2 separate regions of the Mus musculus genome follow, and region 2 is linked to region 1. The links are chromatin loops, found by intact Hi-C in ENCODE. Cell type or tissue: heart. All regions are shown on one strand. Links, peaks and the distances in the headings refer to the core of each region. The heading gives the core; the rest is flanking DNA. Region 1 has its middle 23 kb from the start of Gm46120. Region 2 overlaps Gm31872 (a long non-coding RNA gene).

Region 1 (5,379 bases), core at 256-5,255:
GTGGCTGTCTTCTTTTAGGTTTGTTGAGGAATTACCTTCTTGTTTTTTCTAGGGCGTTGTTCCCATTCTTGTATTGGTTTTTTTCTGTTATTATCCTTTGAAGGGCTGGATTCGTGGAGAGATAATGTGTGAATTTGGTTTTGTCGTGGAATACTTTGGTTTCTCCATCTATGGTAATTGAGAGTTTGGCTGGGTATAGTAGCCTGGGCTGGAATTTGTGTTCTCTTAGTGTCTGTATAACATCTGTCCAGGCTCTTCTGGCTTTCATAGTCTCTGGTGAAAAATCTGGTGTAATTCTGATAGGCTTGCCTTTGTATGTTACTTGACCTTTTTCCCTTACTGCTTTTAGTATTCTATCTTTATTTAGTGCATTTGTTGTTCTGATTATTATGTGTCGGGAGGAATTTCTTTTCTGGTCCAGTCTATTTGGAGTTCTGTAGGCTTCTTGTATGTTCATAGGTATCTCTTTCTTTATATTTGGGAAGTTTTCTTCTATAATTTTGTTGAAGATGTTTGCTGGTCCTTTGAGTTGAAAATCTTCATTCTCATCCACTCCTATTATCCGTAGGTTTGGTCTTCTCATTGTGTCCTGAATTTCCTGGATATTTTGAGTTAGGATCTTTTTGCATTTTCCATTTTCTTTGATTGTTGTGCCGATGTTCTCTATGGAATCTTCTGCACCTGAGATTCTCTCTTCCATCTCTTGTATTCTGTTGCTGATGCTCAAATCTATGGTTCCAGATTTCTTTCCTAGGGTTTCTATCTCCAGTGTTGCCTCACTTTGAGTTTTCTTTATTGTGTCTACTTCCCTTTTTAGGTCTAGTATGGTTTTGTTCATTTCCATCACCTGTTTGTAGGTTTTTTCCTCTTTTTCTGTAAGGACTTCTACCTGTTTGATTGTGTTTTCCTGTTTTTCTTTAAGGACTTGTAACTCTTTAGCAGTGTTCTCCTGTATTTCCTTAAGTGATTTATTAAAGTCCTTCTTTATGTCCTCTACCATCATCATGAGATATGCTTTTAAATCTAGGTCTAGGTTTTCGGGTGTGTTGGGGTGCCCTGGACTGGGCGAAGTGGGAGTGCTGGGTTCTGATGATGGTGAGTGGTCTTGGTTCCTGTTAGTAGGATTCCTACATTTACCTTTCGCCATCTGGTAATCTCTGGAGTTAGTAGTTATAGTTGACTCTGTTTAGAGATTGTTCTTCTGGTGATTCTGTTACCGTCTATCAGCAGACCTGGGAGACAGATTCTCTCCTCTGAGTTTCAGTGCTCAGAGCACTCTCTGCTGGCAAGCTCTCTTACAGGGAAGGTGCGCAGATATCTTGTTTTTGGACCTCCTCCTGGTCGAAGAAGAGGGCCCAAAACAGGGCCTTTCTCAGAAGCTGTGTTGCTTTGGCAGTTCCCAGAAGCTGTCAGCTTCTGTGGTGCAGACTCTCACCTGTGCAGACTAAATTCCTAAGTTCCAGGGAGTCCCGGAACCAAGATGGCGACCGCTGCTCCTGAGGCTGAGGCCACCTCCCGAGCCAGGTGGACACCTGTCCTCTGGTCCGGATGGTGGCTGGCTGTCTGCGGCCTGCCAAGGGTGCTGCCTCAGCGGCTCTGTGCTTCTGCCTGTCCCAGAAGCTGTCCGGTTCTCTGGCGCACCCTCTCACCTGTTCAGACTAATTTCCTAAGTTCTGCTGAGTCCCAGAACCCAGATGGCGACCGCTGCTGCTGAGGCTGAGGCCGCCTCCCAAGCCAGGCGGACACCTGTCCTCTGGTCCGGATGGTGGCCGGCTGTCTGCGGCCTGCCAAGGGTGCTGCCTCAGCGGCTCTGTGCTTCTGCCTGTCCCAGAAGCTGTCCGGTTCTCTGGCGCACCCTCTAACCTGTTCAGACTAATTTCCTAAGTTCTGCTGCGTCCCGGAACCAAGATCTCAATTTTCTTTTAATGTTTTTTACCTCTCTTAGTCTGACATACTGACAGTTTCTTTTCCCCCCACTGACTGGAACAAAATGGTTTTTATTCATCATATGTATTGGGATGCTTGGTGTAAAAATTCTAGGTCCTGACTGCAAACTTGGCTGTTGCTTACAATAATTCTCTTCTCAATGGCTATTTAATGAACACAGCTATTAAATAAAAATGAATGTTAGATATAAACGCGTGAGATCTTATCTTTCCTCCTCTGTAAAGAAAAAGTATGTCAGTGGAATGTATAATTCATAGTTTAGCCAGAAGATCACAGTAACCCAAATGACAGCAGGCATGGAATGAGCAGAGACTCTGTAGTCATGGAGGAAAGCTGGAAGGTTTACTACAGATTGACAATAGCTCCCCAAGACTCTCTGTGTGTCCTGAGTCAAACCATCAGAAAAAAACAGCTTGGGGCTTTTATGTTATTAGAATATTTATTTATTTACTTAGGCACAAGTGTGCATGTGTGTGTACATGTGTGTATGTGTGCATGTGTGTGTGCGCGCGTGTGTGTGTGTATGTGTGTGTGTGTATGTGTGCACTCATCTTTGTGTGTGCACACTTGAGTGTGCAGGCCAGAGGTCAGCTATGCATATCACTCCTCAGGAGCTATCTATTTTGCTTATGGAAATAGGGTCTTTTATTGGTTTGTAATCCCCTCACTAGGCTAGGCTGGTTTAGGGATCTGCCAGTCTCTGCCTCCCCAGCACTAAGGTTAAAAGTGCATACTGTCACACCCTGGTTTGGCTGCGACAGAGTGGGTTCTAGGGATTAAACTCCGGTCCAAATGCTTAGAAGGCTTGGGAACTGTGAGCGGTTACTACATATTCTCTGGTAGCCTCGGGGAACCCCCTTTCCCTTCTTAGCCACAGTTTTGCTATCCATAGCTAAGCAAGAGAGGTCTGCGGGGGAAGCCTGAGAAAGCCCCTCCTTACTATGAAGATAAGCATCTTCCTTTCCTTTTGCTCCCTCTGCTGGCCATTGGTAGAAATAACACTTTTGCCACCAACCTGCTCAACCTGTTGTCCCAGGGCTTATCATTTGGTGTTAGATAACCAATTGGGGGGATGATGTCTCAATCCTGGAGCAGGCTAGTTCCCCCACTCTCAGCAGTCCTTAGTTGTCTGTAGTTGTTTGTCAAGGGTTGAGGTATCTTGAGTTTTCCCCTTCTGTGTCAGCATGTCTGGTCTACAGAGTGAGTTCCAGGACAGCCAGGGCTATACAGAGAAACCCTGTCTCGAAAGAAAGAAAAAAAAAAAAAAAAAAAAAAAGAAAGCTAGCTGCCAAGTAATAGGGTAGGCCATGCTGTGGGGAAGAAAAGACCTCAAGATATCTCAAGATAAGAGATTCATACAGAGAGCCACAAAGGCATCAAATATGTGAGTGGGGAAGCCATTTTGGATGCTCAGGTCCAGCGGCCCCCAGAATTCCTCTGACTCCCCTGCCATCTCCAACAGTAAGAGAATCTAAGAGCAAGACAGACTGGAGAGCCACCAAATCAGCTCATGGGAGTACAAGTGAGAACAATGCATGGGAGATTTAAAGGCTACTACATTTGGAGAATTTGATGTAGAGCAATAAAAAAACCAAACAACCCTCTCAAAAAACATCCCAGAGATAAATGAGTGTGTGTAATGCTGAAGATGTAATTCACCCAGTCTGGGATTTAGCTTACACATGGTAGTCAGCTCAGTTGTGTAGCCAGCTGCTATTCCCTGCTGTCTACCACAGGACAATGATTAGACTATTTCTCCAATCTCTTCTTAAATAGTACCGTGGACTTATGAGAGATTTTATATTTTTCCCTTATTGTCCTTAGTGACACACTGCCTCATATCTAACAGAATAATTTGTCATCTAATAATCATCATTTGTGTCATCTTTAATTTGATATATTTTATGTCATGAATATTTTATCAAAGTCATTGATAAAATTGATGAGTAGGACTTAACCCATTTAGTATTTTTTAAAAACAAAAGTATTTTAAAATATTTGTTTGCATGTGTTGTAGTTTGGGGCATGGGGTGGGGTTGTACACTTCCTGAAGGTGCTAGAAAAAGCCAGAAGAGGGCATCTGCTCTGGATCTGGAGATACAGGCAGCTGTAATGCACCTGACATGGGCACGGGAGACCAAAGACCACTCTTAATTGCTGAACCATCCTTCCAGCTCCATACAGTTAATCTTTTAGTAAGGTGCTTTAAATATTTTTCTGAGTAGTTTTTGATACTTGAATGGAGCAACACTTAGTGAATGGTCATTGCAGCTGAAAAAAGAAAAACCATCCAAATTTGCCACCCATATAATAATTACTCTTTTATCATCTGCAGTTTTACAAATAAGTCATACACATTTTATTCAAAGCACTGATTAAAATTTTCAAATGGGACCTGGCAAATTCAGAGTCCTTTGGGAGGACACTCAGGCCAATGGAGTAGAGGTTTTGTTCTATCCTCTGAGTGACACTTAAGAAAGGTTCTAGCTACAAACTTGGCTGATCAGTAGCTCTTCATGCTGGTCTTCTATTCCCTTTGGCTCATGATGACATTGTGGAGAATTTAGAGTTGAGATATATTGGTTCTTTCTGTGTATTTTCAGAAAAGAACACTCTAATGAAATGATTTAAATTTAGTCTGACATGGCTGGCTGCTATGTTATCAACTTGTGTAGTTTCCTAATGAACACTAATTTGTTCCCTACATGATCATGAATAATTCATCCTGGGATCTGGAGAACTCAGGTTTGGTGATCCAACACACCTGGGTTGAAATCCTGGCTCTCATCATTGTGAACAAGGCCAGCTAGTCAGCTTCTCTGGGCCTCAGTTTCTCTTTTGCACAGTGAGAATGATCGAATTTCCCTCCCGGGTTTGATGTGATGTTCAAAACAGGAAGTTGTCACAGAAGCTAACAGCTTCTGGAACAGGCAGAAGCCACAGAGCTACTGAGGCAGAACCCATTTTGGGCTCTTGACATCCGGGCACCTTCCCTGCCAGAGGAGGGGCGCCTGCCCCACCTAGGAGGGCTTTGCCGTAGCACCTGGGGGAGCCACCTTGGTTCCCGGATCCTGCTGAGACTAGTCTGCACAGGTGAGAGTGTGGACCACAGAAGCTAACAGCTTCTGGACACAGGCCCTGTTTTGGGCCTTCATCTTCTGCCAGGAAGCAGGTCCGAACTCCAGATATCTGTGCACCTTCCCTGCAAGAGGAGAGCTAGCCTGCAGAGAGTGCTCTAACCACTGAAACTCAGGAGAGAGCTAGTCTCCCATGTCGGCTGATAGAGCCTAACAGAATCATGAGAGGAACAAGCTCTAACCAGAGACAACTATAACAACTAACTCCAGAGATTACCAGATGGTGAAAGGCAAACGTAAGAATCTTACTAACAGAAACCAAGACCACTCACCATCATCAGAACTGAGCACTCCC
Region 2 (5,379 bases), core at 330-5,329, 420 kb before region 1:
TGATAGATAGGAGGAACCCTGAAGCCCATTGGCCAAGCCCAGCTAGCTGAATCAGCAAGCTCCAGGTTCAGTGAAAGACCCTATCTCAACGAATAATGTGGAGGAGCAGAGAAATGGCTCAGAGGTTAAGGGTGTTCCCTGGTTTTCCAGAAGATCTAAGTTTGGCTTCTAGAGCCTGTATCAAGTGGTCCTGGTTGCTCCACCTGTAACTCCAGCCCCTGGGAGCATGCACACACACGTTTACGATTGTTTAAATCTTAAAAATAAAGTGTTAAGTGATTGAGGAAGACACTTGATGTTGAACTGTGGTATGACATTCACACGGATATTATAAATAAATAAATAAATAAATAAATAAATAAATAAAATAAAAAATGAAATAAAGCAAAGCTTAGAAACAGAACCAAAGGCTTTATGGCAAGGGCAAAGAAGACATAGTTACTGAAAGGGACATGGTGATGAACAAGGTCCTGGGGATTGTTCTGATGCAAATGTGTTTGTCACACTGTGCTTTTGGTGGCCATCTCCATAGAGGCTCCTGAACAGGTGAGTGACCTGGTAGCTACCTGCCTGATCCTTACTGTGGCATGGTAAGTTGGCTAGCTGGATAGTTGACTGGTAAAATCACTTAGCGTATTTCTTTGGCAGGAGTGACTTAATCACGAAGCCACTTGTGGTCATGCTTCAGCTTCTCAAGTATTGATAATAAAGATGGGCTCATCAGCTTGATAACATCAAAGTCTACCTGAAGATCGTTTCAATAGTTTGTTTGCTTTTGTTTTTGAGACAAAGTCGCAATATGTAGCTCTGGCTGACCCAGAACTGGTCCTGACCCTTCCTCACTCTGTTTGCTCCTCAGGGATTACAGGTACACAACGTAACCATGCCTGTAATATTTAAAGACACATTTTGTAGGAATTTAGCTCTCATCCATTAGTCCTTGTGAGTTGGTAAATTCGGACAGCACTGAGAAACGGAGCTGGCAGGATGCATTAGTGAGGAAAGGCATTTTCCACCGAGCCAGATGACCTAAAGTCAATCTTCAGGGCCACACAGTGGAAAGGAAGAATTTAAGAGTTGTCCCCTGATCTCCACTCATTGACTGTGTCGTATCTTAACACACACACACACACACACACACACACACACACCCATAAATAAGCATTTTGTTTAAAGCCATGTTTGTGGTCCTTCAAAGCTAAGAAGTAGGACTGCGGGTGTGGCTCGGCGGTATCATAAAACATGTGCTTATCAAGCACGAAGGTCTGCATGTAACTCTCCAGCCCTTAAAACTCAAACAAAAAGTAAGGAGTAGGCTTTGGACCATGGCAACACATCTTTATTTAACAAAGAATTCTAGAGAGTAGACTACAAGATTCAGAGAGAAGGTTAATTCAGAGTTAAGGTTGGATTAGAAAGGATAATGTTGGGTGATGAGGAAGGACAGAGTCTAGGTAAAGGACACTTAGTTACAAAGTAATTGTTTTTCTAGTTTTAACTCTGTCATAGATTTTCTTTCCTTTCTTTTTGTAGATAAGTGCATACAATGTTTAAAAGTCGATTTTTTTTTTTTTTTTTTTTTTTGGAAACATGGTTTCTTTGTATAGTTCTGGTTGTCCCTGAACTTGTTCTGTAGACCAGGTTGGCCTGGAACTCACAGAGATCCACTTGCCTCTGCCTCCTGAATGCTGGGATTAAAGGTGGGTGCCACCACTGCCCAGCAAGTGGATAAAATATAATTGATAGTATATAAGCCAAAGCAAAGGTCAACAGCTTTAAAATGGCTACTCTAATTGTACAGAACTTCATTAAGATGTGTAGGCTTGGGGCTACATCAGCCTAGCTGGATGTTGTTGTGTTTTAGTTTGCAGGTTACACACACACACACACACACACACACACACACACACCCCTTAAGTTAGAAGCTTACTGTACTCCTTACTCTCTTTTCTCATTGCTGTGACCAGATACCTGGCAAGAAGCGACTTAGGGAAAGAAAGATTTATTTCGGTTCATGGTATGAGAGGTACAGCCTATCATGGGGAGGAAGGCAGGGCAGCAGGAACAGGTGGCTGGTCACGTGATGCCCTTAGTCAGGAAGCAGAGAGAGGTAGTGCTGCCGCTTCCTCCTCGCCCCCCTTTTATTCAGTCTGGACCCCAGGCCATGGGGCCCCAGCCCACACTTCCTTCCTCAGTTAACCCTCTCTGGAAACATCATCGCAGACACACCAAGACTTGTCTCCTAGATGACTTCAAATCAAGTTAAGTCAACTCTGAAAATGAACTATCACACCTGGTACATCTTCCTGTCTATAAAATGGATTACATCTATCTCACAGCATTGTTGCAGTGAATAAACAAGATTGTGTATATTAAAGTGTATATTAACATATCAGGGCTATTATTTGATAATCTGTGGGTATCTGTCCTAGTAACAGAATAAACGTTTGTAGAGTTTCACAACCATGATCATTGCCATTCTGTAGGTTTTCTGGTCCTCTGCCTTTGCCTTCAGGGTCTTGGTCCTGTTGATGTCAGCTGCCACGGTAAGAACACGAGAGTTTCCAGGAAGTAACGCATGCTTAATTGTAACAGAAGGCTAAAAATAAAAGGTGTTTTGGGATAAAATGTGATCGAGATTACTGGAGCCAGAGAAGTGTAAGCAAAATCTTCAAGGACTATTGGAAGTTGGTCTAGTTTCTGAAACAAAGGTCACACAGGCAATTTACTGACGGGAAAACTGAGTTCCAGAGTGACAGACGTCAAGCCCAGTCCAAAGAGGGCAGTCTTTCCTCAGTTCCTGACAAGCAAAGCAGAAGCATCTACAGCTACACAGAGCCATGGCTGTGCCTTGAAAGCTCCTAACTGTTGGATATGAATGAATAAGGAAAATTTTTTTAAAAAATCACTTCAAATCAAAGGAAAGGCGCCTGTGTCTAACATGGTTTCTGAGCCGTCAGCCTGTGCCCTGACCTTGAGAGGCTGGGTTAAAGCTGTGAAAAGGGGAAAGGAAACAAAGACAGAAAACAAGTTGGCAGAAAAGTGCAAGACGTTTTCAAGACTAGACAGACCAGTTTAACTGAATGGAGAGGAAAGAGAGGCCCACAGATGGATGAGGTGTGCCTGTGGAGGCTTTAAATTTTTCAGTAAGCTACTAGAAGTTTAGACAGGAAGATATTGTTTCTAGTTTTTGAATAGAGTACTCAAATTTAGCCTATATTCGTATTGAACTTTAGTAAGTTTGTGTTGGACATGGATATACTGTACTGTGTGGCTCTTTCTAAAACTCCTATAATATGTGAGTCACACTTGTCTTTGAGAATTAGGGAGAACGTGGTTATAATTCAGTATTACAAATGCTTGGCTAGATGTGACAGCCCCTGAGTTCACTCACACACACACACACACACACACACACACACACACACACACACACACAAACACTACATAAATAAGCATTTTGTTTAGAGCCATGTTTGTGGTCCTTCAAAGCTAAGAAGTAGGACTGAGGGGTGTGGCTCGGGCGGGGTGGGGGGGTGGGGAGAGGAGAGAGTATGAGAATATTTGATTTTTTTTTCAGTTTGGGGATCAAATCCACTAGGTTCCTATAGTAACCAGGGCTAAGTATTTAAATAAACATTACAATTTTGTAAGTCTATATTAGAGGTATATAGATGGTAATTCTTTCTAGTAGAGAAGTTAATAAGGATTTGAGAAGAGGGAAGAAGCCTTAGGCATAGGGTTTCTATTGCTGTGATAATACACCATGCCCATAGGCAGCTCGGGAGGAAAAGGTCTATTTCACTTATACGTTCACACCACAGTTCATTACTGGATGAACTCAGGGGAAGAACCTGGACGCAGGAGCTGATGCAGAGGAAGAGCTCTGCTTACTGGATTGCTTTTCCCATGGCTTACTCAGCTAGCCCTCTGAAAAAAATCCAGGGACTCCAAGCCTGGGGTGGTGTGACCAACTCAGCTGGGCCCTCCCATATCAATCCTCCATCAAGAAAATATACCATAAGCTTGTTCCTTCTTCCAAAAGGACCTTAGCTTGTGTCAAGCTGACTCAAAACCCAGCCAGTACACCATATCTCCATTCTGTCTCCGTGCATTTTAAAGGAAATGGATACCCAGTCCCCACCCCCACCCCAGTGTTGGGAATTCTTATGTGTGCTAGGCAAGTACTGTCACCTCTGCGGTTGATCTATATCCCCAGCTCAGACACTGGTACTTTTAAATGCCTGTAGTTGTAAATAGCATATTTCATTAGTCTCTAAAAGTGTATTTAATGCATTCCCCCTAATTCTTCTTTTACATGAAAAGTAAAATTCTAACCAAAAAAGTGTATTGAGAAATGAATCACTGAGCCTCATTCTGTAGAACATGTGGGAGAGACACTCCTTCTGGAGGGTAGAACATGTGCAAAGGTGTTGAAGTGGGAAGTGGTGTGTGTTTGGGAAACTAACTGTTGTTGAACGGCGGCACATTGCGCTGATTAAAGCCAGCCTGTTCTCCAGACAAATTGAACCTTGGCGGTTGGCTCTGCCACTCAGGTTTCTGACTTAGGGTGGATTACTTAAGTTATTTCAACTTCCATTTCCTTACAAATGTCAGCTCCTGTTACTCTGATTTTGCCCTTGTTTCCTTCTATTTTACTAACTCCTCCACCACCACTGGTGCTAAATTGAACTTAGGATCTCATGTACCCCAGACAAATCTCCACTGAGTTGCATTTCCAGGGAAGAAAAGGAATGTGTAGCTCAATGTTATAACTCTACACACTAGACCCTTGGACCAGTTCTCAGGTCTGACAAAAACAGACTTGATGACCTATTAGGATTGGAGCTTAGAAGGTTTGAGGAGGTTGAGAGCGGTTGGGTAAATTGGAACTTATTGAGTGCAGTGTAGCTGTATAACACCAGGGGAGAGGTAGTGAACAAATATCACATGTAATTATGATAGAATCATCTAGAATTCTATAATGCTTACTATATGCTATGTATTTGCCTTGGTGCTTTACACTTGTTTTTAAATTATTTACTTATTGATTGATTGATTATATGTAAGTACACTGTAGCTGTCTTCAGACACTCCAGAAGAGGGCTTCAGATTTCGTTATGGATGGTTATGAGCCACCATGTGGTTGCTGGGATTTGAACTCAGGACCTTTGGAAGAGCAGTCGGTGCTCTTAACCGCTGAGCCATCTCACTAGCCCCCTAAATTACTTATTTTTACTTATTTAACTTTTGGTTTTTCAAACAGGGTTTTTCTGTGCATCCTTGGCTGTCCTAGAACTCTGTAGACCAGGCTGGCCTCAAACTCAGAGATCCACCTGCCTCTGATTCTTGAGTGCTGGGATTAAAGGCGTGTGCCAC

The links. Peaks named below come from ENCODE experiments on the same cell type or tissue, not always from the same donor. Only the 100,000 strongest peaks of a DNase experiment are listed, where the experiment ranks them.
Region 2: a loop joins it to region 1, with 6 times the contacts of the local background. A loop is called at or near these places in 3 of 42 quality-filtered maps.

The regions. Positions count from the first base shown.
Region 1 is chr9:71,089,361-71,094,739 of GRCm38, forward strand. No RefSeq gene overlaps it. Among named protein-coding and RNA genes, the nearest start is that of Gm46120, 23 kb to the left of the region's middle. In heart, for the core only: a CTCF peak has its summit at 2,932 (motif pointing left); no DNase peak of the experiment used is centred there.
Region 2 is chr9:70,669,372-70,674,750 of GRCm38, forward strand. Gm31872 (a long non-coding RNA gene) reads left to right here. Exons shown (of 3, transcript XR_379591.4): 3 at 1-734. Among named protein-coding and RNA genes, the nearest start is that of Adam10, 6.9 kb to the right of the region's middle. In heart, for the core only: a CTCF peak has its summit at 2,779; no DNase peak of the experiment used is centred there; H3K27ac peaks cover 886 bases.